Linked DNA regions of Mus musculus: region 2 is linked to region 1. A link is a loop called in an ENCODE intact Hi-C map of the cell type or tissue named here. Cell type or tissue: heart. All regions are shown on one strand. Links, peaks and the distances in the headings refer to the core of each region. The heading gives the core; the rest is flanking DNA.

The links. A loop is a pair of places that touch in the nucleus more often than their neighbours do. Peaks named below come from ENCODE experiments on the same cell type or tissue, not always from the same donor. Only the 100,000 strongest peaks of a DNase experiment are listed, where the experiment ranks them.
Region 2: it touches region 1 in a loop (2.4-fold over the local background); 3 of 42 quality-filtered maps call a loop at or near these places.

What each region holds. Positions count from the first base shown.
Region 1 is chr6:37,595,765-37,611,876 of GRCm38, reverse strand. No RefSeq gene overlaps it. Among named protein-coding and RNA genes, the nearest start is that of Gm33429, 72 kb to the right of the region's middle. In heart, for the core only: no CTCF peak of the experiment used is centred there; no DNase peak of the experiment used is centred there.
Region 2 is chr6:37,648,662-37,664,773 of GRCm38, reverse strand. No RefSeq gene overlaps it. Among named protein-coding and RNA genes, the nearest start is that of Gm38791, 58 kb to the left of the region's middle. In heart, for the core only: no CTCF peak of the experiment used is centred there; a DNase peak (open chromatin) is centred at 6,553; H3K27ac peaks cover 256 bases.

The sequences.
Region 1 (16,112 bases), core at 4,472-12,471:
AGGAAGGAGGGAGGGAGGGAGGGAGGGAGGGAGGGAGGGAGGGAGGGAAGGAAGGAAGGAAGGAAGGAAGGAAGGAAGGAAGGAAGGAAGGAAGGAAGGAAGGAAGAAAAGTCTAATTTGTGTTGTCCATATACTCACTGGAGCATGGTCAAACCCCTAGTGGCCAGCCCCTTAAAAAACAGTGAGTCCTTCTCCACCCCTAACCCCACTTCATCATCTTTATCACAACTTTTAATAGTTCTCGTCAATAGCTTCCTGTCTAAGATACTGCTTGGGGTGGGGGAGGCAGTGAAGAGGTGGAGGAATAGGGGTGTTCTCACAGAAGCCTTCTATGGCTCTTTTTTTTCAACTGTGAGCGTACAGCCGTCCTTCGTAATTACCTTTGTAAGCAGAGGCATGGGGCTCTGTTTACTCCAGAACCAAATATGAGAGATGAGCACCCATGTGGTGGTTCCACATGGTTTCTGTCTACAGCATGGTCCATGGACCATGGCCTCTGACATGTGGCATGTGCCACAGACACACGGGTCGCCAGCGGCAGTATGGGCCATGGGCAATAACTCAGTCACTGGTGACAGCCTGACCCCCTAGTCATCAACACGGCTTCAAATGGCAGCACAGATCATGGGCATTGGCGTAGCTTTTGGTGTTAACACAGGCCATGGAAATCAATTCGGCCCTGGCTGCAGCAGGATCATGGACCCAGACATCCTCCCAAGCCCCTTATCATAGCCAGTGGACATCAACATGGCTTCAGGCAGCAGCACAGTCTATGGATATTTGCACGGCCCGCAGCATCAACACAACGCTGCCACTGACATCAACTGCCCCGGTCGCATCAGGACCACGGAACCAAACATGCCCGCCCCACTCCTTTAGTCCACCCAAATTAAAAAGGGCAAAGAACAGGAAAATCTATTTTGGTAGTAACACAGTCCACAAAGACTGCAACAGGACCACGGACTCAGACACGGCCTCCAGCGATAGCTCAGGCCTCAGACACCGACATAGTTCAGCCTCTCTCCACCAGGTATGCGCTGCTCGGTTCCTCCTTCTTTCTACCCCTCACAGTGGCATTGCAAACTGCAGCACATCACTCTATACTTTGTGCCCACACAGCTCTACATGTAAACACTCATTGCCACAAGTCATGGCCTGGAGCATGCCCTCTGGTCTCCGAAGAATGATAAATACCGAACCATCACCAAGACTTCTTTCGTTACGGCCACGCTTCAGGGTTTCAATGGCTGTGACGTGCTCCTGGATCTTGTTCTGCTGCGCTGGCTCCTCCTTGCCGTCTAGCAGCTCGTAGACGGAGTAGATGCTGGAGTTGACTGACTCGAAGAACTGGGTCTGGACCACCCTCCACGCCCTTACAGCGGGCTCTTCGGGGTGTCCGCCCTATGCTTCAGTGAGCTCCTCCAGAGTAAACTATCTCTTATCCTCTTGAAATTACATTTTTTAAAAAAATGTAGACAAATAAAGTGAGGAGATGAGCTACTACTTCAACAGATTTAATCTGAGAGAACCTGCAGAAGGGAGGTCTTTAGATCCAAAAACCAGAGAGCTGGTTGCCAGCCTACAGGCCAGGGATAGCTATAGGGGAAAGGATGAGGGATAGGGACCAAAACACTGCCTCAGTTGGCCTCTCGTTTGGCCTGAGATGCCTTCTTGCTAGGAGTGACCAGAGGGCAGTGAGTAGATGAATATTAGATGCATAGACATCCCTTGAGGCAGCTATTACCAGGGCTCTGAAGGATGAGGGGCGGCAAAATCCAGGAAATGCTGCTTTAGTTCTGAGAATGCTAATTACTGTGTTTTCCAGGAACTGTTGTCACTTATCCAAAATGGAGGAACTTAAAAAATGGCATTATTATGGCCAATCTTTGTTTTCTTTAATACTACAGAACTATGCGTAACCCCCCCCCACACACACACACACACCTCACACACACACAAATAAATAAGGGTAAAGAACATGAAAATATATTCCACATCAGGGAGAAATATGTGTGAAAATATGTAATATCTTGACCATAGAGAGATAGATATATGCTCATATAGACATGCATGTACCTCCAACAACCCCACATATACAAATGTGTATACTCACACATACATTAATTAACACAATTTTCACATACCCACATGCACACACATACACACACCTGCACACCCACCCCACATCCTGTATGCCCACGCTTGCACTTGCACATACATATGCATACATATGCACACAACCACATGCACACACACATTCCAACATACACATACACATATTTGCAGTCACACATATACATGCACACACATGCCCAAACATGCCCAACGGTGTGCATGCACACATGTGTACACACACACCTAAGTAAAGCTATATAAAGTATAGGACATACAAACATTTTCATATTAAAGAACATTGAGACACCATTCAGTAAACCAGTAAATGTGTTTGGTGCTCAAATAGTTGGGATCATGAATGGAGACATTTTTTAATGCATGTTTTGAACCATATAAATATTTTATCTATTATAATTCATACACAGTACATTCATTTGGAAAATCACAGCTTGCTTCTTGGAATAACACTCCATAAATATAAGGTAACTTCCCCCACCATCTCTTTCTGTATCCTCCCTCCCTCCCTCCCTCCCCTCCTCTCTGCAGTCCTCCTTGTACTGTTGGGGACATTACAGACACCTGCTCTGGATTTTCTGGGTGCTTTGGATAATGTGTTCACCATTGTTTTAGATTGTCTTCTTGGTACCATTTGCAGGGTTTCTATCACCCCTCTTTTCTCTGGAGCCCATTGCCCTCTTCTTATAGAGATAAGAAAAAGTTTCCATAACTTCAGGAGTCCAAAACTGGGTGGCCTCTCTGTTGGTTTAGATGAGAATGGTCTCTATGGACTCATACGTTTGAATGTTTGGCGCCCAGTTGGTGGACTGTTTAGGAAGGATTAGGAGGTGTGTCACTGGGATGGGCTTTGAGGTTTCAAAAGCCCATGCCTGGCTCAGTCTCTCTGCTTCCCTGTCTCTCTTTGTATGTCTCTCTGTACATCTCTCTGCCTGTTTCTGTCTCTCTCCCTCTCCCCCTCCCTTCCTTTCTCCCTTCCTCCCTGTGTCCCTCTCTCCTTCCCTCCTTCTATCTTGTGGATTTGATGTAAGCTCTCAGCTACATTGCTAGCACCATGCTGGCCAGCCTGCCTGTCACCATGCTCCCACCATGATTGTCATGGACTCACCTTCTGAAACTGTAAGCGAGCCCCCAGTTAAATGCTTTCTTTTACAAGTTGCCTTGGTAATTGTGTCTCTTCACAGCAATAGTACAGTAAATAAGACACTCTCTTATGCCTGTCACAGTGTAATCAATGCCTCTACAACAAAAGACAGGTTATTAAGAGAAATGCATCATAATTCATTAATGTACACATGTATGCAGGACTCACACAAAACTCAGTTGGGCTTTCAAAAACAAGCAAGCAAGCAAGCAACAGCAATAAGATGTGTAAACTTGAAGACAGAGCCAAATGAAACCCAACTGTCCTCTCCATAAGAGACAGGGAGGTGGGACAGGGCTGTGGGATTTTAGAGGGACAGTAAATGATAGAAAGAACCCAGAGAACATTCAATGACCTGAGTCAAAGCTCCTTCAGCAAGAGCTGTGGCATTTGATTTTCAGTTTCCTCCACTTTGGTAAATAAGGGCTTAATCTTTCCTTTCTTGATTAGTGAGAGTTCAGAGAGGAAATGTGAAAGCAGCCGTGCTCCTCCATCAAGACTTCAGGCAAACAGAAAAATGCACAGAAAGCTCTTCCTGAGGAGAAAGAGGATGGGGGAGGGGAGAGGAGGTCAGACAGACCTTGGTTTTGAGACTTTATCTAACTCAGCTGTCAAATTTTCTGAGCTGCAACACTATGGGAGGTGGGGGGGGGGGCAGCAGAGACTGAGACAGAGAGACAGAGATGAGGGAGGGGCGTCTGTATCTACTGAGGTGTGATATTATTCAGATCAGCAAGCTTTATATCTGTATTCATTCCTCTGCAGGGCTGTAGCATCCTCTCTGAATCTATGACACTTGAAGATTTCTGTTTTCTTTCAGAACACCCTGGGCAATATAGTGAGTCTACATTAAAGAAGTGCTGTAGAATAGTGAACCTGTGCAGTTTCCCCCCCATAACCACTTCCTTCATCACTGTGCTGGTTTCTAAGGAGTAAGGCAGGGGTGTGGGGTGTAGGGTGTGGGACTTCAAGCCTGAGACCTCTTTTTCTTAGGTAGAAGAATTATTTTCCTTTCAGCGTGGCTTCCTTATGCTTCTTTCTGAAATGCTCTTTGGATACATGTATCTTTCCTTGTTCTGCCTCTTTAATCTTTTGTTGTGCGTCATAGGAGACTTCTTTGGTATTGTGTCAATCTTTCTATTAAAATATTTGCTTCTGCTGTCATAGTACTAATTTTTAACAGCTTCCTTTATACAGAGTTCCCTTTATGCCATTGGGGAGAAAAGAATTAGTGGCTGGTTTCCAACTTATTCTACCTGACCTGAAATGGAAGAGACCAAAGTTAAGAAAGACACAACGGGTTCAATTCTTAAAACTTGTAGATACAAACAAGATAGTATCTCCAGGTAAGAACTGTCACTTCTGCTGGGCTGTAAGCAGGGCACACCTGTTCTGAGAAGACTGTTTTCAATATGCAGGTCTGGAGCATGTGCCTTCTTGGAGACGGGATCTACTTGAAAACATCAGTATTAGCTTAAAAATAGTCAGAGTATAAAAAGTGAAAGTGCGTGTGAATAAAACTTTGTGTTACTGCCTTTTGTATGAAACTTAGAAGCATTTGTGTTTATTTAATTTATTTGAGATTGAGTCTTATTATGAAGCTCTGGTTGGTCTGGAATGCCCTTTGTAGACTAGGGTGAACTCAGAGATGTGCCTGCCTCTGTCTCCCCAGTGCTATGATTAAAGATGTGCCCGTTATATCTTTTTTATGTGTTAAATTTGAAAGAAAGATGGTTATCTGTCTGTCTATCTATCTGTCTGTCTGTCTGTCTGTCTATCTATCATCTACCTAATGTGTATTGGTGTTTTACCTGTGTACTATGTGTGTACCTGGTACCCACAGAGACCAGAGAGATCATCAGATACCCTGAAATTGGAGTTACAGGTAGTTGTGAGCCATCATGCCAGTGCCATGGATTGAACCTAGTTCCTGAGAAAGAGCAGCCAGTGCTCTTAACCACCAAGACATCTCACCAGCCCCAGTAAGGATATTCTGAAGTAGCATGGAAGAACCCATCGATCCAATGATGCCATTCCAGAATGTTCTGTTTCCCATGTCAAGATCATCTAGATCTTTGGGGTACTTAATAAAACGAATAAGGTTTTGATAATAGTGAAGGTCTCTGAGCTTTATGTGAGTTGACAACCTGACCTTCCCTATGAATTCAGTGTCTCGCTTTATAGATTCAGTATCTTCTCTTCCCTCTTTGAAGATAGCAAATGTTTCAAAGGGATTCCCCTCTTCTGCTCTCTATTTCTCTCCAGGTTTGTTCAGTCTGTTGGGATCTCTTTTATGTTTAAAGCATTTCCAAGTATCTAATGGTCCTTAGCTATTCATTCGTATTGTAGATTTAGGTACTGGATGAATTTGGCTTTTTGATAATGCAATTTCATTGTAAGGTGAGTGCACAGGTCCTTACATATTTTTACAGGAGAGTCAGACTTTCAATTTCTGTATGTTTCTCTCTGAAGTGGTATATGCTGACAGAAAAGAAACCTACAACAGTCTGCAAAAGGGGCTCTAATCGTCTGTTGCTACTACTTCAGATGATCATTCAAGTGTTGGTGGAAAAAAATCAGAAATCTATTATTTTTTTTTCAGTTCTAGAAGTCATAGGTTGGACACAAGTGTGGAACAAGGTGGTGTCTCTGGGAGTGTGTTCATTTTTAGGATTACAGAGGAAATCTGGTTGTTTTGTTTTGTTTGTTATTGGTTTTTTGTTTGCTTTTGTCCTTTCCAGAGTCTAAAGGTTGTTCCATGCATGTGTTGACCTTTTTATCATTAAAAATGAAAAAAAAAAAAAAAAAAAAAAAAAAGAAAAGAAAGAAAGAAAGTGCAAAGATTCATGATGTCAGAGGTTTTAGTCCATTGTCTCTGGATCCTGGTGATACAGAGCATTATGGTAACAGGAATACATGACAAAAGAGGTCAACCACATGGCAGTGTTAGAGAAGCCAAAAATCCCTGTAAGGGAAAATTCCTTCCAGTCAAAGATTAGAATCCTTGGGCTGACATTCAATTTGAGCAGGTCTGTCACCTAGCCAAGGGTCCACCCCTAGGAAGATGGGCAGGCACACTGTAAGCCTCACTAAAGAGACAGACACAAATAGTTATTTTTTTTAGATTTTAATATGTATATGTATATGTATATGTATATGTATATGTATATGTATATGTATATGTATATGTATATGTATATGTATATGACGAGTACACTGTAGCTGTCTTTAGACACATGGGAAGAGGGCATTGGATCCCGTTACAGATGGTTGTGAGCCACCATGTGGTTGCTGGGAATTGAACTCAGGACCTTTGGAAGAGCAGTCAGTACTCTTAACCTCTGAGTCATTCCTCCAGCCCCAAATAGTTATTCTTGAATAAGATATTGTATCTATCTTTCTTAGAAGTTCACCTTCTAGTGTAGTTCCTAGCAACCCACCTTTTTCTTCTTTCTGCCTCCTTGCAGATGCTAGCCAGCACTTAACTATGATTTTGAGATACTTCAGGCTTCCGTAATTGTTTTCTAAGTTCCCCTTCTCCACCGTAGGACTTCCTGACACCACGTTGACTGCCTGTATGCTGGTAACTCCAACAGCATAGTTTCCCCTCTCCCATTCTCCTCCTCCAGGCAGTTGATGGGAGTTATTTTGTAGCTTGTCTGCCCTGGGATTTTTCGTTTAAACTCTGATTAAAGTTGCCCTCAAGCGTCCCTTTGATTCAATTTTAAATTATCTTATTAATGAGGCTAAGAACCCCCAAGAGGGGACCCAGAGTTCCCTGGTATCATCATGGGTGAAACCAAAGAAGATGTCTGTTTCAAAAGTAGACCTCTGGTAAACTACTCCCTCACCGCATGTTCCATCTCTCATTGTTACCACATCCCAGTGATGCCACCAGATAAAAAATGACATTGATTAGGTCAGAGACCTCATGTTGCAATCACCTTTTCATGATTAGATCCACTCACTGGGGATCAGACTTCAACACATGAGCCTTTGGGGGACACTACCTATCCAAACCACAATGCTTCGATTCCTTACCTATGACCCCCTTCCATCTTCAAGGACAGTGACATTCAGTGGACAATGTCTTCTCTCATCACTCAGCTCACAATACTACCTTTACAATATTACTTAGGACCAGTGTGATTACACTAAACTCCTGTGTTTCCTCCCTGCAGCCTTGAGAGGGCTGAATCAGACCTTGTCTGCCACAGTCGGCTAGCCCACCTAAGGTAGAGTCTTCTGACCTAGGTAAAGTCTATTGTCTGCCACACCTGCAGCTTCCTGCAAGAAGCCGCTACCTGCTGAGCAGCTGAGCTTGTTTTCCTGAAGAGATCCTGGCAAAGCAATGAGATCCTGGTGTAGTGGGGGATGGGTCTCCCCCCTTTAAAAATCCAGACCTTAGAATTAAAGTTGTGCCTCTATCAGAGAACTTTGTCTTGGCTGGTTATTTCTCTCACCATCCTTGCCATCTATCCCCAGCTTTCAGTTCATGGAACCCAGTAACCTGTGGCCACTGGTAACAACAAATGCATGGAACAACCTTTTGACTCTAGAAAGGGCCAAGGAAGAAAGAAAGAAAGAAAGAAAGAAAGAAAGAAAGAAAGAAAGAAAGGAAGGAAGGAAGGAAGGAAGGAAGGAAGGAAGGAAGGAAGGAAGGAAGGAAGGAAGACAGGAAGACAGGAAGACAGGAAGAAAGGAAGAAAGGAAGAAAGGACAGAAACAACAACAACAACAACAAAAAAAAAAAAAAAACAGCTTTCCTCTGTAATCCTGGAAACGAACACATTGAGATAACTCAGGGTTTATTTACAACCTTCATTTTCCTCTTTACCATGTCATTTAACTTATTTGCAGGTCCTATGGATCAAGACAGGAGCACCCTTCTGGCCATTCTTCCTCCTATGGGACATGTTTCTTGGATACTATGTCTTTTTGTAAGGCGAGTGGGGAGGGAGATAGGAATTAGTGCCAGTTAGATAATCTGTGGAACACTAACTATTTCTTTTCCTTTATCAGGTACTGCTGCATATCTGCCTGGATTCCCTGAGTGCAAAGTTCAAAACAAGAGTAAATTTCCATTCTTATATCCAGGGCAAGGGAGGGGAAAAACCCAGTTTTGGGGGATGGAGTGGATATCTGAAGCCACAAATGATTTTTTTTTTAAACTTTTGTTTGTTTCGAATACTTGAACATTTCTCTGGAGACATCACCTTTGACCAACTTCCTAGCCAGAGCTGCATTGTTTAGCTCCGGAACATTGCGAGATCTTTAGAGCTGTTTCCCCTTCGCTGATTTCTAGTTTAATTGCACATGTTCCAAGAGTGTATTTTGTATCACCCCGATGTTTTAAGTTTGCTACAATGTGTTTTATGGCCCAGAAGTGGTCTGAACTTATAAACTTTCTGTCTGAGCCTGAGAAAAGTGTGTTCTATCAGATGAAGTTGTCTGTAAATGTCAATTAGATCCTGTTGGCTCATGGTATTCAGTTCTACCGTATCCTTCCTGTTTCTGTCGGCTAAATTTGTGTGTTACTGAATAGGCATGTTCAATGTCTACTCGAAGCAAGCTAAGCTATGTCCTCTGGCAATTCTGTGTGTTTTGAAACTCAGTGTTTAGATACACCCCAGGGAGTGTCAAACCTTGCAAAATTAACCCTTTTACCTTTAGGCAGTGATTCTTTTGTGTGCTGGACACATTTTCTTTTCTTTCTCTCCTTTTTAAAAATCTGGGTAATTTTTTTTTCTTATTTTGAAATATTCTTTAGATGAAATTAATATCACTAGTTCGGTTTTCTTTTTAAAATTTTTATCCAAAGACACATTTTTTTCTTTCACCCTTCAACCAAACACTCCTCTACCCTACCCTAATTGGACAGGTTTATTTGGGAGTTTGAAAAGAGACACATTCCAATGTATACTAAGAGAAAAACAAACAAACAAACAAAACAAACAAAAACACAAAACAAAAAACTTCCTTTACTGTGGCTTGCTGGTTCCACACCTCACCTACCAATGTAACATTTCCCTAGACATGTTATAACTAGACATATATGACTTGTGTTCATTGTTACAGTAAGCAGTGCTTACAAATCCCTGTACAACACCAGCTTGCTTTAGTTCTGTGTATTAATCCGAGTAGCAGACATATATTTTGACTTGGAAGCAGGTGATACAGTTTGCTAGTGGTCTTATGAGTGATTTCATCATGTTGTGGGGCAAATAGAAGAACTTCTTTAGTTTTTACAAGGCAATTTCATAAGTAACAAATACCCTGTCTTTATTTGCCTGGCAACCTCTTTATTGATGTTTACTCTTACAGGATAATTTCATTAGATATAGCCATTTTAATTAATAAATTAATTCACTTATTTGTTTATTTATTTTGGGTTGTTTGGGGTTTTTTTTGTTTTGTTTTGTTTTTTGTTTGTTTTGTTTTTCGAGACAGCGTTTCTCTGGGTAGCCCTGCTGTCCTAGAACTCACTCTGTAGACCAGGCTGGCCTCGAACTCAGAAATCTGCCTGCCTCTGCCTCCCAAGTGCTGGGATTAACAGCGTGCCCCATCACTACCCATCTGGGGGGTGACTTTTGGAAGAACCTTTATTCTTTTAAAAAAAATCATTAAGAAATAGTTTCACGTGTTTGCACACATTTATGTGCATCACATAGGAGCCCATGGAGGCCAGAAGAGTGAATCAGATTCTCTGAAACCAGAGTTACAGATGGTTATGAACCATGTGGATGCTCGGAACTGAACCCTGGTCCTTTCTCAGAATAACAAACTCACTTAACCGTATCTCCGCCCCTGCCTCACCTTCTTTCCCTGCTCATCCTTTTTCCTTTTCTGAGATAGGAAGTTAAAGACGGTTGAACTGCCTATTTGACAGCTCTTCAGGAAGCTGCACTCTTCTTTCTCCAAATTTTGATGGGGAAGTTTGCCCTGTGACCTCATCTTTGATGCCTTCTAAGAATTGTCAGTTTCCAGTTTTTTTTTTTAAACATTTTTCATATGGTGAGAGCAAGAGAGATGATATTGATGTTATTATATACACGGCATAATAGAAACAAGACAGACTGGGGGGGGGGGGCAGTTGGTGGGTGGGAGTGAGATTCAGAAACCTTCTCTCTGGGATCAGTGATATAGCTCAGTTAGCAAAGATGCTTGCTATTGAACCGGAGTTCAAGCTCCGAGGCCTACATGACAGAAGGAGAGAACCAACTCCTATTAAGTTGCCCTCTGACCTTCACACACAGACTGTAGCACGCATGCACACACACATATTATATGCACAAACAAAATAAGGAAATGAAAATGTAACTTCCTGCTGCTTTCATTCTGGGGCCATCCTTTGCAGAACTGCGGCTTAACCTGGATCTAAGGACAACTGTTCAATGACCTGCCACCCTCAGGTAACTCTTTCCTCATCCCTTAGCCTCTGCCAGCTTAGCTCTGAGGCACGGCTCCTGAGGACACACTGGGATGTTTACTGCTTCAACGCAGGCTCTTCTGGCTCCCTGCATTGTAACAATATTTGTGTTTTAGACTTCCTAGCATCCCACCTTCTGTCAAAGCATGAGACTTTCTGATCTACAGTGCTGAAAAATCAGCTTCCTTCAGCCCTCCGTGGCAGGGAAACACACCACAGCAATGCCACCAGCCACCTGAGGAGACCCCTCTGCCCTTAGCAGCCTCCGCTTGAGTCAGATCCTTCGCATCCCACAGAAATGAACTTCAGGATGAGCGAGAGGAAAGTGAAACTCATGAGTTTCTGAAGTACTTTGAGAGTCACACCACAGGGAGAGAACGGCACACAGTCTTAAGACATAGTGTGGGCAGAGAGAGAGAGAGAGAAAGAGAGACAGAGAGAGAGAGACAGAGACAGAGACAGAGAGAGAGAGAGAGACAGAGACAGAGACAGAGAGACAGAGACAGAGAGACACAGAGAGAGAGAGACAGAGACAGAGACAGAGAGACAGAGACAGAGAGACAGAGACAGAGACAGAGAGACACAGAGAGAGAGAGACAGAGAGACAGAGAGACAGAGACAGAGAGACACAGAGAGAGAGAGACAGAGAGAGACAGAGACAGAGAGAGAGAGACAGAGAGAGAGACAGAGAGAGAGAGACAGAGAGAGAGAGAGAGAGAGACAGAGACAGACAGAGAGACAGAGAGAGACAGAGACAGAGAGACACACACACACACAGAGTTGCAAGTAGGGGTCTTTATAAACATCATTAATGTGACTGTCTTAGGATTTCTATTCCTGGACAAAATATCATGACCAAGAAGCAAGTTGGGGAGGAAAGGGTTTATTCGGCTTACACTTCCATACTGCTGTTCATCACCAAGGGAAGTCAGGACTGGAACTCAAGCAGGTCAGAAAGCAAGAGCTGATGCAGAAGCCATGGAGGGATGTTCTTTACTGGCTTGCTTCCACTGGCTTGCTCAGCCTGCTCTCTTATAGAACCCAAGACTACCAGCCCAAGGATGGCATCACCCACAAGGGCCCTTTCCCCCTTGATCACTAATTAAGAAAATGCCTTACAGTTGGATCTCATGGAGGCATTTCCTCAACTGAATCTCCTTTTTTTGTGATAACTCCAGCTGTGTCAAGTTGACACAAAACTAGCCAGTACAATTGACCCCTTGTCAACTTGACACACAAACACATCACTAGTAAGCCTCAACCCTTAATTTCTTATTCATCCCCAAGATCTAAACAACTTTAAAAGTCCCACAGTCTTTACATATTAAAAGTCAGTCCCTTTAAAATGCCCAATATCTTTTAAAATCCAAAGTCTTTTTACAATTAAAAGTCTCTTAACTGTGGGATCCACTAAAATATTTTCTTCTTTCAAGAGAGAAAATATCAGGACACAGTCACAATCAAAAGCAAAAATCAATCTCCAATCATCCAATATCTGGGATCTAACTCATGATCTTCTGGGCTCCTCCAAGGGTTTGGGTCACTTCTCCAGCCATGCTCTTTGTAGCACATGCATCGTCCTCTAGGCTCCAGATGCCTGTACTCCACTGCTGCTGTTCTTGGTGGTCATCTCATGGTACTGGCATCTCCAAAACACTGCATGACCCCTTCAGTCTGGGCTGTCAATTACAACTGAGGCTGCACCTTCACCAATGACCTTCCATGGCCTCTCACAGTGCCGAGCCTCAGCTGCTCTTCACCTCAGCTGCTCTTCGTGACCCCTTCATGCCTTCAAATCCAGTACCACTTGGGTGACCCTCACACATTACCAAGTCCCGCTACAGCTGGAGTACAACCTTGGCTATCTCTGGAACACAGCCTCTTTGTGCTCTCAAAAAACACTTCCCAGAAGATGTCACCTCAATGATGCTGGTCTCTTCTTTTTTTTTTTTTTTTTTAAAGATTTATTTATTTATTATATGTAAGTACACTGTAGCTGTCTTCAGACACTCCAGAAGAGGGTGCCAAATCTCGTTACGGATGGTTGTGAGCCACCATGTGGTTGCTGGGATTTGAACTCCAGACCTTCGGAAGAGCAGTCGGGTGCTCTTACCCACTGAGCCATCTCACCAGCCCCGCTGGTCTCTTCTTAATCGCCGCTAATTTCTTAGCTCCAGCTAACCAGCTTCAATAGTCCCAGTAATGCAAAGTTTTTGCTTTAGTAGTTCTGGTATCTTGTTAATCACAGCTGATTCTTCAGCCCCGTCTAACCAGAACCACAGAATAACCAAACTCCAAAATAGCAATGGACCTGAAAAGAGTCTTTAATTCTCCCTCTGAAATTTCACAAGCCAGGCCTCCATCTTCTGCACTGTTCTCAACATTATCTTCCAAGTTCCTACACAACATCTGACAGAGCTCTTAACACCGAATGGATCTTCTAGCCCAAAGTTCCAAAGTCCTTCCACAGTCCTCCCCAAAACATGGTCAGGTTGTCACAGGAATACCCCACTCTGCTGGTACCAATTGTCTTAGGATTTCTATTCCTGGACAAAACATCATGACTAAGAAGCAAGTTGGGGAGGAAAGGGTTTATTCGGCTTACACTTCCATATTGCTGTTCATCACCAAAGGAAGTCAGGACTGGAACTCAAGCAGGTCAGAAAGCAGGAGCTGATGCAGAGGCCATGGAGGAATGTTCTTTACTGGCTTGCTTCCCCTGGCTTGCTCAGCCTGTTCTCTTATAGAACCCAAGACTATCAGCTCAGGAATGGTCCCACCCACAAGGGGCCTTTCCCCCTTGATCACTAATTGAGAAAATGCCTTACAGTTGGATCTCATGGATACAAGAGCAGCAAGTACTCCTCACTATGGAACAATCTTTCCAGCCCCTGCCAATAAGAACATATGGTGGTTTTATGAATTGCATCATCTAGACTTTGGATTGAGAGGGGAAGGTCACTACAATAAAACTCAAATCCCCAATCATCCTGGCTTTGGGAAACACTCATGTCCTTTGTTGTTCTTAGCATGGTCATTTGGGAAATTTTGGTTTCATCAGCTGTGTTTAAGTCTCCCAGCTTTTAGACAATAAGATCCCAGGGTGGGGAGCTCCTGTCCCTTCTCAGGTCCTCTCATTTTCCTCTATCCTTCTGTCCCATCTCACACCCACACTCCTATAGTCTCTTCTGGACTCCGTTTAAGCCCTTTCATTTGAGAACTGTGACACGATAAACTAAGAGATACTTAAGTTGTGATGAATTCATTACAGGAAGATGCGGTTGATAAGTTGGATAGTAAAGACTGAAGGAGTGCCAGGGAGAGGCTTTACCAAGAAGTGAAAAAGTCACAGTGGCAGTTAAGAACCCGCAGGCTGCTCTGGGTGGAATGTTGTAAATCCAGAGCCAAAGTGACCTTGATCTGTCTTTATTGCCCTTAAAGTCATTGCCTACCAACCTTGGCCACTGACTTAAGATTCTCAGGACTGCTTGCCTCCAGCAGCATTAAAGCTAAGACTCTAGTACTGCTAGCACCCAGAGCTTATAAAAACAAACAAACAAATAAACAAACAAACAAACAAACACCTCAGTACCTTGCTGCAGCCCACCACCAAAAGTGCATTTTGTAAACACACTGACTTATGCCTTTCTTTTCTGTGATGAGAAAAGTTCATGGGACTTTGCCATGGTGGAAAATGTCATTCAAGGTAACTTGACTCCCTGTTTCCAGGCCATGACCTATCACATTTGGCTCCGAATAAATGACTTTCTTATTTCCCTAAAGTGGAGTTTTATTTTATGTTGATGTTAGGTAAACGTGGAACTGAGGCAAAGGAAATATTTGGTTAAAGTGGGTAGAAGCCTTATCTGGATCATTCCAGTTGAAGGTCTCCAGTTAGAGGTTAGTTGGCAGTTTCTGATTGGCTAAGCTTAAGTTCTGTTTTCCTTTTAGCTAATCATTTGCAGAGAGAGTATTTGACTTAGGTTTTGTCTTGCCTACATAGGGACCCAGGGCTTTGGAACCATCCCATCTAGTGTTCTCACATTTAACTATTTTAACAGAGTACCCTGATCTTCTCTGCTCATTACTAATCTTGTCTTCACTCTAGCTTCTAACCTGTGATTGATGCATTTTATCTTACACATTTTTATTCCTTTGGCCTTTTGGGTTTAGGATGGCCGAACTTCAAAACGTAGTAGATCAAACAGTGCCACTTAGGCATGCTCAGTCCTTTGAACTGAATGACAATGTAAAGACTCCCTCATGGCCTCCCCCTGAATTCAGGGGGTCCTCCTTTCTCTCTCTAGACAAGTTATGAAAACCAGAATTTCTCTTCTCTATAGCAGATCATAAAGACAAGACTCACACATACCAAGCCATATAGCCCATAGATATTACTCTATCCTGTGTGTTGTAACTCATGCCTATAATCTTAGCACTGGGGAGACAGAAGAGAATCATTAATTGGAGGTAAACCTGGGGCACACAGAGTATCTTGTCTCAAAAAAATCAAAAGTATTTTTCTAGCCCAGTGGCCCTCAACTTTCCTAATACTGCAGACTTTTAATACAGTTCCTCATGTTAGCTCTGTACATATCTGATATGCAGAATATCTGATATGTGACCCTCAAAGAGGTCGTGACCCCACAGGGTGAAGACCACTGCTCTATTCTTCCCCACCTCCTTGTATAAGAGACAGCCATTTAAAAAAATAAAAATAAAAAAGTACTGTCTGACTTATGTTGTAGGACATAGGACAAAAGGCCTCGAGGAAGGATTCTGTCCTGTACCTCAGAGAAGGGAAAGCTGGACAGAGAAGCCTGAAGAATTTAGACAGGTCTTGTTTTGTTTACGTTCTTAGTCTGGGACCACAAGGTTGCATCTTCTCCATCCAATCCAGTTCTATTCATGTATTCATCCTTATCAAATGTAAGCATACACTGATCATTTCCCCATGGGTCACTTTGTCTCTGAAATCTCATGTGCTACTTTGATGAAATAAATCCATTATATTTTTCTCCTGTTAATTTGTCTTTTTGTTTTGTTTTGTTTTGTTTTTTGTTTTTTTATAAGTGTTTGCTGTGGCCCTTATGATGGCAGGAAAAGGTATCACATCTTTCTGCCTGTCATGTGTGTGCTGTGTCAGAAACACAGATGAACACATTTGGCTCTTCCAGTGGTGTCAGAATTTATTGCATGACAATGAATTCACAAGGTATTGGCTCTCTGGGCATTATTTGCTAAGAAGTACCACTTTCTGACATAGCCACTGAAGCTATCAAGTTTCTCTATTCCAATCTTAATTGCTGATCACTACTGTCTACGTCAGGGTTTCTATTCCTACACCAACATCATGACCGAGAAGCAAGTTGGGGAGGAAAGGGTTTATTCAGCTTACACTTCCATACT
Region 2 (16,112 bases), core at 3,013-11,012, 54 kb before region 1:
AGAGTGAGTTCCAGGACAGCCAGGGCTACACAGAGAAATTCTGTCTTGAAAAACCAAGAGAGAGAGAAAGAGAAAGAGAAAGAGAGGGAGAGAGAGGGAGAGAGAGGGAGAGAGAGAGAGAGAGAGAGAGAGAGAGAGAGAGAGAGAGAGAGAGAGAGAAATTACTACAACATCTGACAATTGACAGATTAATAATTAGTACCTAGATTTCTCTTCCCACCTCTCAACTCAGACCCTGTTTGATCCCTCTTTTGTTTGTGAAACATCTATTCAATATTTCTAACCTTCACCCACTATTTGCCCCACAATTGCAAAATAACCCCCTGCTTCATTCTAGACTCCCTTCTCTTTTCTATTTCCAAAGTTATTCTTCCACATCTTGAGCTAAACCTTGAGATATTCTTGTCATTTCAGTTTTCCTTCAACCCTCTCCCAACCCTACACAAATCCTGCCTGGTTTCTTCACTTTGGTTTCTAGCCTATCTCACAAGCTAGAGTAATTTTAACCATTCAGTCAGAACTTACTATTCCCTATTCAAAACTTTCCATCTAAGGGTCCTGTATAATATAGAATTTTCTTATTCTTTACATTTCTTCTTCTGAAACCTCTCTTCCAGCCCTCACCTTTCTATTTGTTGTGTGAGCTAGGTTCTCACTATGTAGTATTGACTGTCCAGGAGACTGACCTGTCTTTGAACTCACAATGATTTGCCTGCCTCTGCTTTCTGAGTGCTGGGATTAAGGGTGTGTATCACCATGCCCAGCCCAGTATTTATCTTTATTTTACTTTTAAGATTTGTTCTATTTTATATGTGTTCTATTTTATTTGTGTATGTATGTGCACCACATGTGTCTTAGTCAGGGTTTCTATTCTTGCACAAACATCATGACCAAGAAGCAAGTAGGGGAGGAAAGGGTTTATTCATCTTACAATTCCATACTGCTGTTTATCACCAAGGAAGTCAGGACTGGAACTCAAGCCGGTCAGGAAGCAGGAGCTGATGTAGAGGTCATGGAGGGATGTTCTTTACTGGCTTGCTTCCCCTGGCTTGCTCAGCCTGCTCTCTTATAGAACCCAAGACTACCAGCCCAGAGATGGCCCCAGCCACAAGGGACCTTTCCCCCTTGATCACTAATTGAGAAAATGCCTTACAGCTGGATCTCATGGAGGCATTTCCTCAACTGAATCTCCTTTTTTTGTGATAACTCCAGCTGTGTCAAGTTGACACAAAACTAGCCAGTACAGCATGTGTACCTGGTATCTGTGGAAGTCAGGAGAGAGTGTCACATCCTCTGGAAGTGGAGCTACGAATGATTGTGAACTACTAGGTGAGTGCTGGGGACAGAATCTGGGCCCTCTGCAAGTGTTCTCAATGCCTAAGCCATCTCTCCAGCCTCTATTTTTAAGCACTTGCAACTTTTTGGCAGGAATAAACTCTCATAATTTCCTTGCTTGTAGCTTTCAACGAATTTCTGTAGCGGTGTGGCACAAAACTAAACCTTGACGCCTGGAATCCCTTTGTGCTCTGGTTCTGGCTTATGTCTCTGACACTCTTTCTTCCCTTCCTCCCTGTCTGTCACTTTTCTCTACCTACAGAGAGAGAATCTATAGACCCCTTTTAGAGCCTTCACAAGGGAGAGGCTATGCTTACATATTTTCATGCTTACACATGCCCCTTTTGGAGCAACGTGATCCTCAGTAGTGATATCTGATGCTTCCAATTGTACCAGCAGGCCATCTGTTCCCAAACCCAGGCAGAACCTATCAGAACACTAGGTCCTTTCTGTCCTTGTGTCTATTCCCAGTAAGTGTCCTACAGAGCAGAGAGCACAGCATTGACAGAGATGTCCCCTGGGAGCAACAAATAATATAACAGTGTCCTGGATTTTCCTAGGGACTGTTTATCAAGAGCCATAAAAGCGTTCATGCACTTTGACCACTTTGGTAATTCTAAAACCATCCATTTATCTCAGAGAAGTTATTTAAAGTGTGGGGGGTGGTGGTAAAAAGCTGGATGTATGAATGAAAATGTTTATGATATTTTGCTACGAATTGTAAGGCAATTAAAACTACAGGTGTCCAATGTTTATGGGTTAGAGAAAAAATTATATGTGATAAAGTATACAAGTGTTAGAATAGTTGAGTCATTGAAACAAAAGGTATAATTACTGTGTCGCACATGGAAAAATCCTTTTGATAAAATCTTTGTAAACAAGGGTGCAGTAAAACCACCTAAATGGACCACTCTATGGGTAGAAAGAAAGGTCTATTGGGGATCAAACTGCCAAAGCTGTCTCTTGGGGGACAGAGAAAAACAAAATATCAAAAAAAAACCCAAGCATATTTTATAGGACAGTCAGCAGGGTGGTCTTTGAGCTGATGCAGGCAGTTTGAATTAATGGAGAACTAGATGCCCTTGCCCAAGGTATTTGACCTTTGGAGCAGATTAAGGAACCTCCTGCTAAACAGAAACTGCCTTAAAAGATCTGCTTTTCAGGTAAACAGAATCAATCCCACCGTTAGTCTTCTGTTTACCCAATAACAATCTTTCTATTGTCAGGAGCACAGTCATTTTCAATCTTTAGATGAAGAGAAATTCAAGGTGGACTTGACAATATGTACCTAAAACTGGAGGACTTTAGAGGCTTCGTCTGAAGAGTAAGAGTTTAAGTCCAAAACAGGTTGCACAGCAAGTTTAAAGGAAGTCTGAGCTATGTAAAGCCAGGTACCCAAACCAGAACCAGCAGGCACTGAAAGAAAGATGAAATTTCAAGACCTGTAAGTCATATAAAGTACTCAGAAATTGCTGGTTGTTTGTGAGCCTAGAGGCTGCCTGGGGCTGAAAATAAAGAAAAACAAACCCGGGTATGCCCCATAGTTAAAACATTCCTGGGAACAGCTTGACCATAAGATAAAGAGGAATGTGAGGACACAACAGGGCTATCTAAACTGAGTCAACAACTCACAGAACTCCGACACCCTGCACGTACATGTAATTTTTCTGCTGATGTTTGAATAATGTGTGTCGCTATGTTGAATTCCACACCCCTAAGCCCCTTACCCCATAAAAACCCCTAGCTTTTGACCCTCGTGGCCGACATCCGTTATCTCCTGTGTGGGATGCATGTCGGTCCGGAGCTCCATCATTAAACGACCTCATGCAATTACATCAGGGCGGTCTGTTCATGATTCTTTGGGTGCACGCAGAATCAAAAACTGAGTGGGGGTTTCCCCACTAAGTTCTATCAGCACAGGAGGGTTAGGGGTGGTTGTGATGCTTTGCTCAGGAGAAGGTCCTAGTCCCCAGCTGGTTTTTGATTGACCAATAAAGATACCAGCTGCTAATGGTTAGGTGGAAGAGAAGGGACTTCCAGGTTCCTGCAGGCAGGCTAGGAGACACAGGAGGAGAAAAGGGATTCACCATGCATTAGAGGACGATAGAGCTACCAGCCGTGTGAGATCTTGGGTAGAGTAACCATTGGCTGCTTCCCCAATTGGGTGTGAGGTAGTAGGCAGGAAATTAGAAGTGTAACTAAGCTAGGGCAGATTTAGAAGTGTTGAGCAAGGAGAAAGTAACCAGGCAACTAAGTTGAGGGCAGATTCATAGATGTTGAGCAAAGGAGTAAAGAGAAGGGCACGCTAGCCGAAAGAAGCTCAGAAGAGCTCAGCCACTGAGCCATAAGGCAGGTTAAAAATGAGTGTGTGTGTGTGTGTGTGTGTGTGTGTGTGTGTGTGTTTCATCCTCAGATCCAAGGGAACCTGGGTAGGGGCTAGTAGTATGGTCTTCTCAGAACTTAAAGTGGCTAGTAGAAACTACATGTTACAAGATGGCTTTCTGTGTTCAAGGCCAATCTGGTCTGTCCAGCCAGTTCCAGGCCAGGGATGCATGGTGTGAAGGTCTCAAAATCAACCAACCAAACAGCAATAGAAACCTAAAGAAATAAAGATTTTGTATGAACTGCCCAAATTTATGTGTGGAATAAGTGACAGAGCATACACTGTGAGTGAGATTCATGACTGCCACCCAGGCTGGTCTCAGCTAGACAAGGTGAATGCTCAGACTGTGTATCTAGCAATGAACACATGTTCTTCTCTTATAAACCATTTGAGAGGACTAAAGTTGTTTTTAGTTTTAATTACCGTGCTTAAGAGATCCATAAAACAAAAATGCCTCTAACCTGCAAACCCCACTTGCCCAATGACAGTTGACTTCCTGGAATGCCAGGCATTGTTCATGTAAGATAATGAGCTGCAAGTCAGGGGCGGTGGTGGCACACGCCTTTAATCCCAGCAGTTGGGAGGCAGAGGCAGTCAGATTTCTGAGTTCGAGGCCAGCCTGGTCTACTGAGTGAGTTCCAAGACAGCTAGAGCTGCGCAGAGAAACCCTGTCTCGAAGAGAAAAAAAAAAAGACAATGAGCTGCATGTTTTAACTTTAGTAAACAAGGTTGTGTCCAACCGTACAGGATGTGTTTATCACACATAGGTGGGAAGTATGTAGCCAGGAAGTATATCGGGATGTGTGCTTGTTCCTGATTGGATGAAGGGGGTTGGGGGATGTGGACTCAGTGGACTCGTAGTTTTGTTTTTATAAGCCCCTGTCTAATGTATTTCGAGACCATTCTCTGGGAATCTAGGGTATAGACCTGGCCAGTGTCCATCGTCCTGGCCAGCATTTAATAAAGCCTGCTTCAAATTTGGCTCAAAAGTTGTGGTAGTGGTCTTATTCTTGCCCTGTGGGGTTAACACGTTGCCTTGGCAGTCTCTGCAACTTTTCCTAGACTGAGCAGAGCCTTTCCATGGCCCACTTATTTCCAGGGATCTAAGTTACACCATTTGCACAGACTTTCCTATGGTGATAAGCAAGTCACGGATGGCGTCTAGAAGGTACACAGTGAGAGTTCCAGATTCTTGTATCTTAGAACAAGGAGTTGGACCAGGGTGCCACAGACAGTCATGGAAATAGAGATGTTTATTAAGAAAGGGAAAAGCCCTCCTGAGAATGGAGAGGGGCTAGAGAGCTTTGGACCACCAGACTCCTGAACCTTATGGAAGCACACTTTCTTGGAAGAGATCATGTGGTGTTTCTCTCAGATGCTCTGCTTTGTGACAGTTACCTTGTGGGAGGGGTTTCCAGTCTTTCTTTGGTTAGCATTGGTTTCTTTCATATGTTAATCTCTCTTTTTTAAAAAAAAAATGTTTTTCTGAGAGGTTTCTCCATGTAACAGCCCTGGCTGTCCTGGAATTCATATTTTAGACCAGACTGGTCTCGAACTCATAGAGATCCATCTGCCTCTGCCTCCTGAGTGCAGGGATTACAGGGTTTAGTAGTGCAGACTACTAAACCCAGTTTCATATGCTAGTGGGTCTTAAAATTGAATGAATAAATGAATGAATGAACAATAATAATAATAATAATTGTGTATATGTATGTGTGCACATACATGTATGCCACAACATGTGTGTGAAGGTCCTTCTGTGGTGGTTTCCCTGGTATTGACCACAGAGCTTGACAGCAAGTACCTTTACGCCACCCCCTCTCTCTTTCTCTGCTCCTCATGTGTTATTCTTGATGCCTCTTTCTTCCTGCACAAATTCTCCACAATACCATATGGATTGCTTATTTTTTCCAAGTGCAGAAGATTTTGAGTTTACTGTCTCCAAAGACAATAATAGCAAAATAACTCATAAGAAAGGAGGGGACTAGTCATTCATAAAAACACATTCAGGGACATTTATCAAACACACTACGATGGAAGGAAAGAGATGAATGGAAATTGAGTTTGGTTCTAAAGCTGAAAAAAACATTGTAATAAACAGAAGAAAAGCCAGTCTTTCATGGATATGGGGTGATAATGAGTTATGAAGGCAGAATATTATTAACTCTTTACACTTCGCATTTCAAACTAGAACATTCTGGAAAAGCGAGCACAGAACTCTATTTCTTTCAGATTCTCCCTGCCAGGCAGTAAACTGGCTTAAGATTCCCAAATTAGACAGATGTTTGCAATGTTTGTTGTGTTCTGTCTTTCTCTCTAGAGTGGATTCCTGTTAGGAAAGTTTTAAATAAAACATTAAAACAGTTGGCCACATAAGACCCTGTCTCAAGATAAAAATCTTAAGTCTGATTGAAGTTTGTGCTTTTCTCTTTGTTCAGTTTTTAGACAGAGTTTCTGTGTAGCCCTTGGTGTCCTTTAAACCCCTTACTTCACTGGTGATGACCTTGAAGTTCTGACCTCGTTGCTGGCACTTCTGAAGTGCTGAGCTAACAGGTGTACACCAGCACGTGGGTTATGGAGTACTGTGGCTGGGACCTGTCCTTTGTGCATGCTCCACACACCATCTCTCACCTGAGTACATCCCCAGCTCAAGAGACAGTTTTCCAACTTCACGATGCTTGTATTTCATAAGCAGTATTGTTTTGGAGAGGGACGATCTGACAGTTGTTTGTAGATTACTTTACCAGCTGGAGAGCTGCTCTCAATGGTTTTGAATTTCCGGGGAATTCTTTGTCATGCAAACCAAGGCAGTCAGACTGATGAAGCTGGGTCCTCCCAAGGGCCCAACAGATGGTCATTACTCATTCTGAATAAATGGCAGGAAGAACGCAGGCTCTGGCTCTCTCTACCATGTAGTAAACTGGTGCAAGATTTGAAACTACACAAACACCTACAGTGGCTGATACTCTGCCTTCTGCAATCACTGGAGTTCTGGCTTGAAAGCTTTGTTTCCAAATCACAGGTCAAGACTGGTCTAAAATATAAACTGGAAGTTGACTGAATTTCTTACGTTATTTACACGTAACAGAATAAAGAAGTGAAATGCTGAAGTCACAGCCTGAGTTGGGAGTTACTCCTGCTTCTGCCTATCTTCTCACTTTATTAGTTGTTTTCTTCCTACACCTTGCTCCACATCTTAGTGGCTAACTACAGAATTAGTTAAAATACATCATTCCTGTCTCTATGCACTGGTCATTTCTCCCCCCCCCCTTTTTATTGGTTATTTTATTTATTTACATCTCAAATGTATCCCCCTTCCCAGTTTTCCCTCCACAAGCCCCCTATACCTTCCTTCCTCCCTCTGCCTCTATGAGGGTGCTCCCCCACCCGCCCAACCACTCCTGCCTCAGCAGCCCAGTGTTTCCCTATTCTGGGCCATCAAGTCTCCACAGGACAAAGGGGCTCCCCTCCAAGTGATGCCAGATAAAGCAGTTCTCTGCTACATATCCAGCTGGAGCCATGGGTACCCCCTGTGTACTCTTTGGTTGGTGGTTTAGTCCTTGGGAGATTTAAGGGGTCTGGTTGGTTGATATTGTTGTTCTTCCTTTGGGGTTGCAAACCCCTTCAGCTCCTACAGTCCTTGCTCTAACTTCCCCATTGGGGTCTCCATGCTCAGGCCAATGTTTGGCTGTGTATATCCGCATCTATATTGGCCCAGCTCTGGCGGAGCCTCTTAGGGGACAGCTATACTGGGTTCCTGTCAGTAAGCACTTCTTGCTATCAGCAATAGTGTCTGGATTTGGTGTCAGCAGATAGGATGGATCCCTAGGTGGGGCAGTCTCTGGATGACCATTCCTTCAGTTTCTGCTCCACTCTTTGTCCCTGCATTTCCTTTTGACAGGAGGAATTCCGGATTAATATTTTTGAGGTGGGTAGTCCAATCCCTCAATTGGGTGCTGTGCCTATCCACTAGATATGGTCTCTTCAAGTTCTATTTCCCCTTTGTTGGGTATTTCTGCTAAAGTCCCCTGTTGGGTCCTGGGAACCTCTTGGGTCCCTGGCATCTGGGACTTTCTAGTGGCTATCCCCAATTCCCCCTCCCACACTGCTACACACCTACTTTCAAATTCCTGGCCCTCTGTACTTTTCTCCTGTCTCCTCCCAAATCTGAATTGCCCCCCCTTTTCCCTCCCCCTCCTCTCTTCCTCTACTTCCCAGAGATTATTCTCTTCCCTCTACTGAGTAGGACTGTAGCATCTACACTTTGGTATGATCTTTTTTCTTCTTGGGTTTCTTATGGTCTTTGGATTGTATTGTGGGTATTCTGAGCTTCTTTTGGGCTAATATCAATTTATCAGTGAGTACATAGTCCCATAACCCCTAAGGAACTAAAAACAGTCATTAAAAGTCTCCCAATCAAAAAATCCCCAGGACCAAATAAATGATTGTAGTGCAGAAATCTATCAGACCTTCAAAGAAGATCTAATACCAAAACTTCTCAAAGTATTTCATAAAATAGAAACAGAAGGAACACTACCTAATACATTCTATGAAGCCACAGTTACACTAATACCTAAGCCACACAAAGACTCAACAAAGAAAGAGAAAGAACTTCAGACCAATTTCCACCGTGTATACTCAATAAAATTCTTGCAAACAGAATCCAAGAACACATTAGAACCATCGTTCACCATGGTCAAGTAGGCTTCATCCCAGGGATACAGGGATGGTTCAATATATGGAAATCCATCAACACAATTCACTGTATAAACAAACTCAAAGGAAAAAAAAACCCACATGATCATCTCATTAGATGCTGAAAAAGCCTTTGACAAAATACAATACCCCATTCATGCTAAAAGTATAAAGAGAATAGGAGAGACTAGGAATTCAAGGTCTATATCTAAATATAATGAAAGCAATATACAGCAAGCCAATAGCCAACATCAAACTAAATGGAGAGAAACTTGAAGCAATCCCACTAAAATCAGGGACAAGACAAAGCTGCCCACTCTCCCCCTATCTATTCAATATAGTACTTGAAGTCCTAGCCAGAGCAATTAGGTAACAAAAGGAGATAAAAGGGATACAAATTAGAAAAGAGGAAGTCAAAATATCACTATTTGCAGATGATATGATAGTATGCATAAATGACCCCCAAAAAATCTACTAGAGAACTCCTACAGCTGATAAACAACTTCAGCAAAGTGGCTGGATACAAAATTTACTCAAACAAATCAGTAGCTTTCCTCTACTTAAAAAATAAATGGGCTGAGAAAGAAATTAGGGAAATGACACCTTTTACAATAGTCACAAATAATATGAAATATCTTGGTGTGATGCTAACCAAACAAGTGAAAGATCTGTATGACAAGAACTTCAAGTCTCTGAAGAAAGAAATTGAAGAAGACCTCGGAAGATGGAAAGATCTCCCATGCTCATGGATGGGCAGGATTGTCATAGTAAAAATGGCCATCTTACCTAAAGCAATCTACAGATTCAATGCAATCCCCATCAAAATTCCAACTCAATTCTTCACAGAGATAGAGTAATTCTCAAATTTATCTGGAATAACAAAAATCTCAGGATATCATTTCTAAAGGAATATTGAACGGGAAGTTATAGGGCTGAGGATGTAGCTCAGTTGGCAGAGTGCTTGCCCCTGGCATAGTGAAGCCCTGAACTGGAGCCCCAATATAGCAGACACTGGACATGGTGGCTCATGCCTGCAATCCTAGCACTTGGGAGATGGAGGCTTGGAAGGTCAGGAGGAGCTCAAAGCCACTCCCATCCATGTAGTGAGTTCAAGGCTGGTTTGGGTTACCAGAGACCCTGTTTCAAAAACAAACAAACAAACAAACAAACAAATAAATGTTAAAAGCTAATTAATTGTTAAGAAGTAAAATGCAGATACTTCAATAACTGTTAAAGATATTAGGGTCTAGAGGACACTGGTTATAATTTCCAGGTTCTGGTGTCCCTGGGTAATAGCAGAAGAACAGATAGTTTATTAAGGGAATAAGGCATCTTTGAGGTTGGAAATGGGCCAGAGAAAGTTCAAGGATTCAATGGCACATACTATACAAAACTCTTGGAATTTTATATACTTACCTCCCATCTGGGACTTTTGGATCATTTGTGTAACATGCACTTAGTCAATGCATGGGGTTCTCAGCCTTAGTGTGGAGGAATTTCCAGTGTTTTTACCAGTGTTTCTTTTATATACTAATTACAATGCCCCACTCTCTGACCCATTCTCTTGCCACAGTGAAAACCAGATGAACAGACCTGCAGATCTCTAAATGATCATACTGTTCTTAGACTCACAAGTCGAGGATGCTCGATGATCTCTAGACCAAGATAAGATGTATACACTATCCATGTTCTTAGAGTAATGAACTATCCTGGCTCTCACTTGTCTAAGACTGCAGTAACAGTCCTACAAGAGACAGTATAAAGCTCTCAAGAGCTTCAGGAGGGATGGTCACAGGTATCAGTCTCCAATCTCCTGAATGTTGGTTTGTTGCTAAGGTAACAGGGCCTTCTCCTTGGGGAGCTGTTCTTGGCAGACTTCCTCTTCTGTCCCCTTTTAATTCTAAAGGAAAGCTGTACCAAAATGATTAAGATGGTAGCTACTAAGTAGTCTTTATTTAGATTATGAAATGGAACATGTGTCAGATGTGTGACACCCTTCCTTAAACCCCTTTGTATTTTTGAGAGTTTGTTCTATACAGATATACACGCTATGCTGATGAGGCTGGCTTTGAACTTGTAATCCACTTGTCTCTACTGTGCACATGCTGACATTGCAAGCATGCACCATCATGTCCAGTCTTCTCCTTAGTCTTTAATTTTGTACCTCTAACACAAAACAAGTGAACTAATGTGAGGCTAATTTGTTAAAAAGTAATATGTTTGTCTAAAGAAGATAGAGGAATGAATCACGGGTTACAGTCAACGGTAATCTCTGTCCAGAGGGGAAGGGAAATGGTAAGACATGCACTGTGTGTGATGAAACCCCTTGCCTGCCCATTCTCCCCTAGCAACCCCTCCCATCTCCATAAAAGGCCTTCACTGTAGCTCAGTTCCTTAAAATGTTCTTTGGCAAGCCAGGCGTGGTGGCGCACACCTTTAATCCCAGCACTCGGGAGGCAGAGGCGGGAGGATTTCTGAGTTCCAGGCCAGCCTGGTCTACAAAGTGAGTTCCAGGACAGCCAGAGCTATACAGAGAAACCCTGTCTCTAAAAACCAAAAAAAGATGTTCTTTGGCGAGGTGGGTAATTCTCCTCATCTCTCAGGGTGCTGGCCCTTAAATAAACCCAACCTCCACTATGGTTTTCTAAGCAGTGAGCAGATGGGGTGGGGTCTAATAATAATGAGTAGCTCCTCCCCCTTTTAAACAAGGTCTCACGGTCTAGATCTGATTGACCTAGAACCTACTACGTAGATCAGACTGGCCTTCAACATAGAGATCCACCTGCTTCTGCCTCTACACCCAGCTTAAAAAAAAAAATCTTCCCTTAAGTCCTTCTGTCTCTGAGTTAGGCTCTCTGGTGATTGCAGAATTAGATCTTTCAGTTACTTCATATTTATACTTAATGAAAAGGAACAGAAAAACAGAAACAAAACAACCCCCCCCCCCCCCGAGACTACTTGTTTTCTGGTTTTGTTTTTTTGTTTTAATTTTGTGACAGGGTCTCCCTCTGCAGCACCTGGCCTTGAACTCACAGCCATCCTCCAGCCACAGCTTCTCACATACGGAGGGTGTTGGAATGAGCCACCACACATAAGAAACAGAACAAGCATTTGTATAGTCTATCTTTTTTATACCCATCCCTGTTTTTTGATGCTAAGAGTGAGCCCTGAGCTTTGTGTTAGCTTATTGCACGTTCTATTGCCAGGCTCTACTCCTGATCCTTTTACCTTAAAGATAACTTGTTTCTTGATTTTAATATGTCTTTTGAAAAGCTGGCAAACAGAAAGTACAGAGGCATATCTAGACTGGAGAGTCATATCACAAAGAGATAAGAAAAATAAGGTTGATTCTTCTCTCTGTTCTTAGTACTTGCAGTTCTTATATAAGTGAGGACACAATAAATGTACATATTAAATGTGTAGTCTTATTTTACTGAGTACTGTCAATGTATTTTTCACGTTATTGGTAAGCTCATCAAAGCATCTCTGAGTGCTACCCCGTACTTTAATTCTATGAATATGCCTCTGGAAAAAAAAATTGCAAAGGACCTTGCAGGAGCCATGGCTTAGTGGGTTAAGGGGCTTGCTGCCAAGCCTGATAAGCAGAGGTTTAACTCCCTGGGCATACATGGGGGTGGGGGGGAGGTGGGGGGGGAGAACTGGTTCTTTAAAAGTTGTCTAAGCATAACCCTGACCTCCTGATTCTCCCTCCCAAGTTCTTGGATGACAGGTATGTGCCATTGTGTCCTCTTTGAAAGTTAAAATCGTGATATGATCCAATTTATAAACTCTTTATAATTCCTGGTTTAAATTTTTATTGTTAAACTCATCATTATTCCAAAGTTATATTATCTTACATTTTTTCTGCAAGTTTTGAATAATTTTTTTATAACTTAGTTCATATTTGTGCTGAGGTTTGACTCTTATGTGAAATAGAAACAGTATTGTCTTTTTGTTTTCCAATATGGTAGTTCAGCCGAATTGAATGCTATGTATTGATTTGCCTGTTATTTTTCTAGTGGCTTATTGACTTGTCTGAAACATGAAGGCTTCATATGCAGTTGGGTGTGCCTCTAGGGTTTCTCATAGACAAACTGAGCATTCTATGGATTTTGAACTTGAGTAGCTACTCTTATTTTTTCAGTAGCACACTTACTTCTTCTCATGAGTTCTCCAAATCATTATTGAGCTTAAAAATTGAGAAAGCATGCAGATGAAGTCACAAAATTCCTTAGCATGGGGAGACATAAAGCTTGAGATGTGGGTTATGTAGGCTGTTTTCACCTAATAAAGCAGGCTTCTGCAGAGCCCCTGGCACCATAAGGGTAATTAACAACCCCAGTAAAAGCTTTTCCTGGCTTCCTATAAATCTTATCTGAAATGTGTAAGTGACTGATGCCTAATCGATGCCCCATACAATTTTTGTCCTTCAGAGACATTTTGACAACTGCTTTGCTAGAAGGTCCCCCCTCTTCCCACTCCTCCCTTCCCCTCCTCTCTTTTCTCTTTTCCATTTCTTCTCCTCTCCTCTCCCCCTCTTCTTTTCACGGTTTGTTTATCTATCTATCTATCTATCTATCTATCTATCTATCTATCTATCTATCTATCTATCTATCTATTTATTTTATGAGGTAGGGTCTCATGTGGTCCAGGCTGGCCTGGAAGTCACTATGTCACAGGGAATGGCCTTTAACCTCTATGTCTCCTTCTGCTTTTCACTTCTACATCTGCCACCCTGAGCCACCATGACCAGTTATATGTAGCACCAAGGATGGAACAGGCTTCATATAGGTAGGCAAGCACTCTACCAACTGAGCTCGGACCCCTAGTCCTCCTTTTTGTTTTTAAAACAAACAAGTAAGTATGCTACTTAGACCCCTTGGGATCATGATGGGAGAAAGATTTATGGGAGGTGGGCCACATAAAGGTAATAGAGTACATGAGATATAGCTGTCTCCTGAGAGGCTCTGCCAGTGTCTGACTAATACAGAAGTGGATGCTCACAGTCATCCATTAGATGGAACATAGGGTCCCCAATAAAGGACCTAGAGAAAGTACCCAAGAAGCTGAAGGGATTTGCAGCCCCCTAGGAAGGACAACAATATGAACTAACTAGTACCTTCAGAGTTCCCTGGGACTAAACCACCAATCAAAGAAAACACAGAGGGACTCATGGCTCTAGCTGCACATGTAGCAGAGGATGGCCTAGTAGGTCATCAACGGGAGGAGAGGCCCTTGGTCCTGTGAAGGTTCTATGCCCTAGTATAGGGGAATGCTTGAGCCAGGAATGGGAGTGGGTGGGTTGGGGAGCAGGGGGAGGGGGAGGGGATAAGGGATTTTTGGAGGGGAAACTAGGAAAGGGGATAACATTTGAAATGTAAATAAAGAAAATATCTAATTAAAAAAAGAGAAAGAAAGGAGATGGGTGGATTATTGGGGAAGAAAGGGGATCAGACAAAGTAGGGAAGAGAAAATGGGGAAGGGCAATGTATAATGACACACATATGCAAATGTCACGCTGAAACTCATTGCTTTGGATTCCAGCATAAAAAGTTAATTAAAGAACCCAATCAAAATCCAGATCATTAAATGCTATTTTGGAGAGTACTTTTTTATTTTTATTTTTTTCTGATACAGGGTTTCTCCATGTAGCTTTAGCTTTTCTGGAATTTACTCTGTAGACTAGGCTGGCCTTGAACTCACAGAGATATGTCTGCCTTTGCCTTCCAAGTGCTGGAGTTAAAGGTGCGTGCCACCACTGCCAGACTAGGGAGCACTTTTCATGTTCCATTAGTATTTATTTTTGACTCTGGAGTTATGTCCTAATGTTAGCTTAATGAACACTTTCTTCTCACATGGTGTGCCTCAGGTGCTTTTTAATTTAAGAAGATGTTCACTTCTTTTTGAACATTAATTATTAGTTTGTGGGGAGCAGGTGCTCATATGCCACGATATGTGTGTGTGGAAGTCAGAGGACAATTTGTAGGACTCAGTCCTCCCCTTCCATCATGTGGGTCCCAGAGGTTGAACTCCACTTAGCAGGTCCCTGTACCTGCTGAGCTGTCTCAGCAGCCTGACATGTTGGTTTCTATTTCTACACTGTAGACAGCGTGATTATCCTGATGAAGAGTGAGTTCTGTTCAGTGCTTTGGCCATGACGTAGACAGATTATATTGACTTTTCTTTTCTCAAAATTGGTAAGTCTGACCCATTCCATAGAAAAATCCTATGTGGAGCACCCTTTCATTTGTCAGACTTCACCTGATTTCAATATACTATTTTGTATGCATTGGCTCACATTTATACTGTACATACAGCTAATTTCTGTCATTTACAGTAGTCATATTCTGTACAGTGCTGGTGAACACTGATTAGTGAATTCTGGACCATTGGTCCTGAAGAATATACACAGGCTCTTGTAAAAGTCTTGTCCTAGCTTCCATTCTGTTGCCTTGTGACTGTGGTAAAACACTAAGACCAAAGCAACTTAGAGAAGAAATGATTTATTTTGGTGTATAGTTCTGAGGGATAGAGTCCAACAAGTCAAGGACTGGATGACACGGCCAAGCAGCAGGGCCAGGAAGCTGGCTGATAACATTTTATCTACTCTCAGATAGCAGACAGTTAGGGAGCATAAGCAGGAATCAGGTGAAGCTATATTGCTCCTGCCCAAAGATTTGCTTATTTATTATTATATGAAAGTATACTGTAGCTGTCTTCAGACAGTACCAGAAGAGGGCATCAGATCTCATTACAGATGGTTGTGATACACCATGTGGTTGCTGGGATTTGAACTCAGGACTAACAGAGAGGAGTCAGTGCTCTTAACCTCTGAGCCATCTCTCCAGCCCGAGGTTATCAACTCTCAAAACCCATCCTAATGATGTACTTCCTCCAGCAAGACTCCACCTCCTAAAACTTCCATAACCTCCCCAAATAGCACCACTAACTAGGGATCAAGTGGTCAAACACATGAACCCGTGGTGGCTCATTTCTCATTCAAACCATGACAATTATGGTCAGAACAGCTAGTCAATCGATTACTATACCAAAACCTTGTTGAATATGTATTTCCACCTAAGTAAACCTTGTGGGGGGTTTTGTTTTTGTTTGTTTGTTTTGTTTTATTATTTTTAATTATTTATTCTGTGACAGAGCAAAACAATGCAAAGTCTCCTCCATCTTGTATTCTTACAGAGACCATTTTAGGTTTAGCCAGAATTTAATCTGCTTGATGGAGAATCCCATGGAAAATTACCAAACAATTCTAGGAACCCAAGGTCAGGTTGTCCTAGCTAAGTTATCTTAGCTTGTTTGTGCAGAACCCCCTACAGCTAACTGCTTATCTTAGCTTATATCAAACTGCTTGCTTCTGTGGACTACCACTATAGCTGTAGAGTGAGATGCCAGGACATTGTTTTTGCCTTCAAAACCTTGTGTTCTAGAGTGAGTCACACCTAGGCTTGAATTTAGGTCCCCAAATACCTGGGTGTGGTCCCAGCCAGCTGGAATAAAGACTTTAAATTGACTGTAAACTGTATCTGAGTGGTCATCTCTGTTGGGCTACCTGCAACAACTCATTAACATGGAACCCAAAGTCAGAACAGCTATGTAACTCCTGCCTGATCAAATGTTATTTAATACATATCTTTTTTTTTTTTTTTTTAAAGATTTATTTATTATATGTAAGTACACTGTA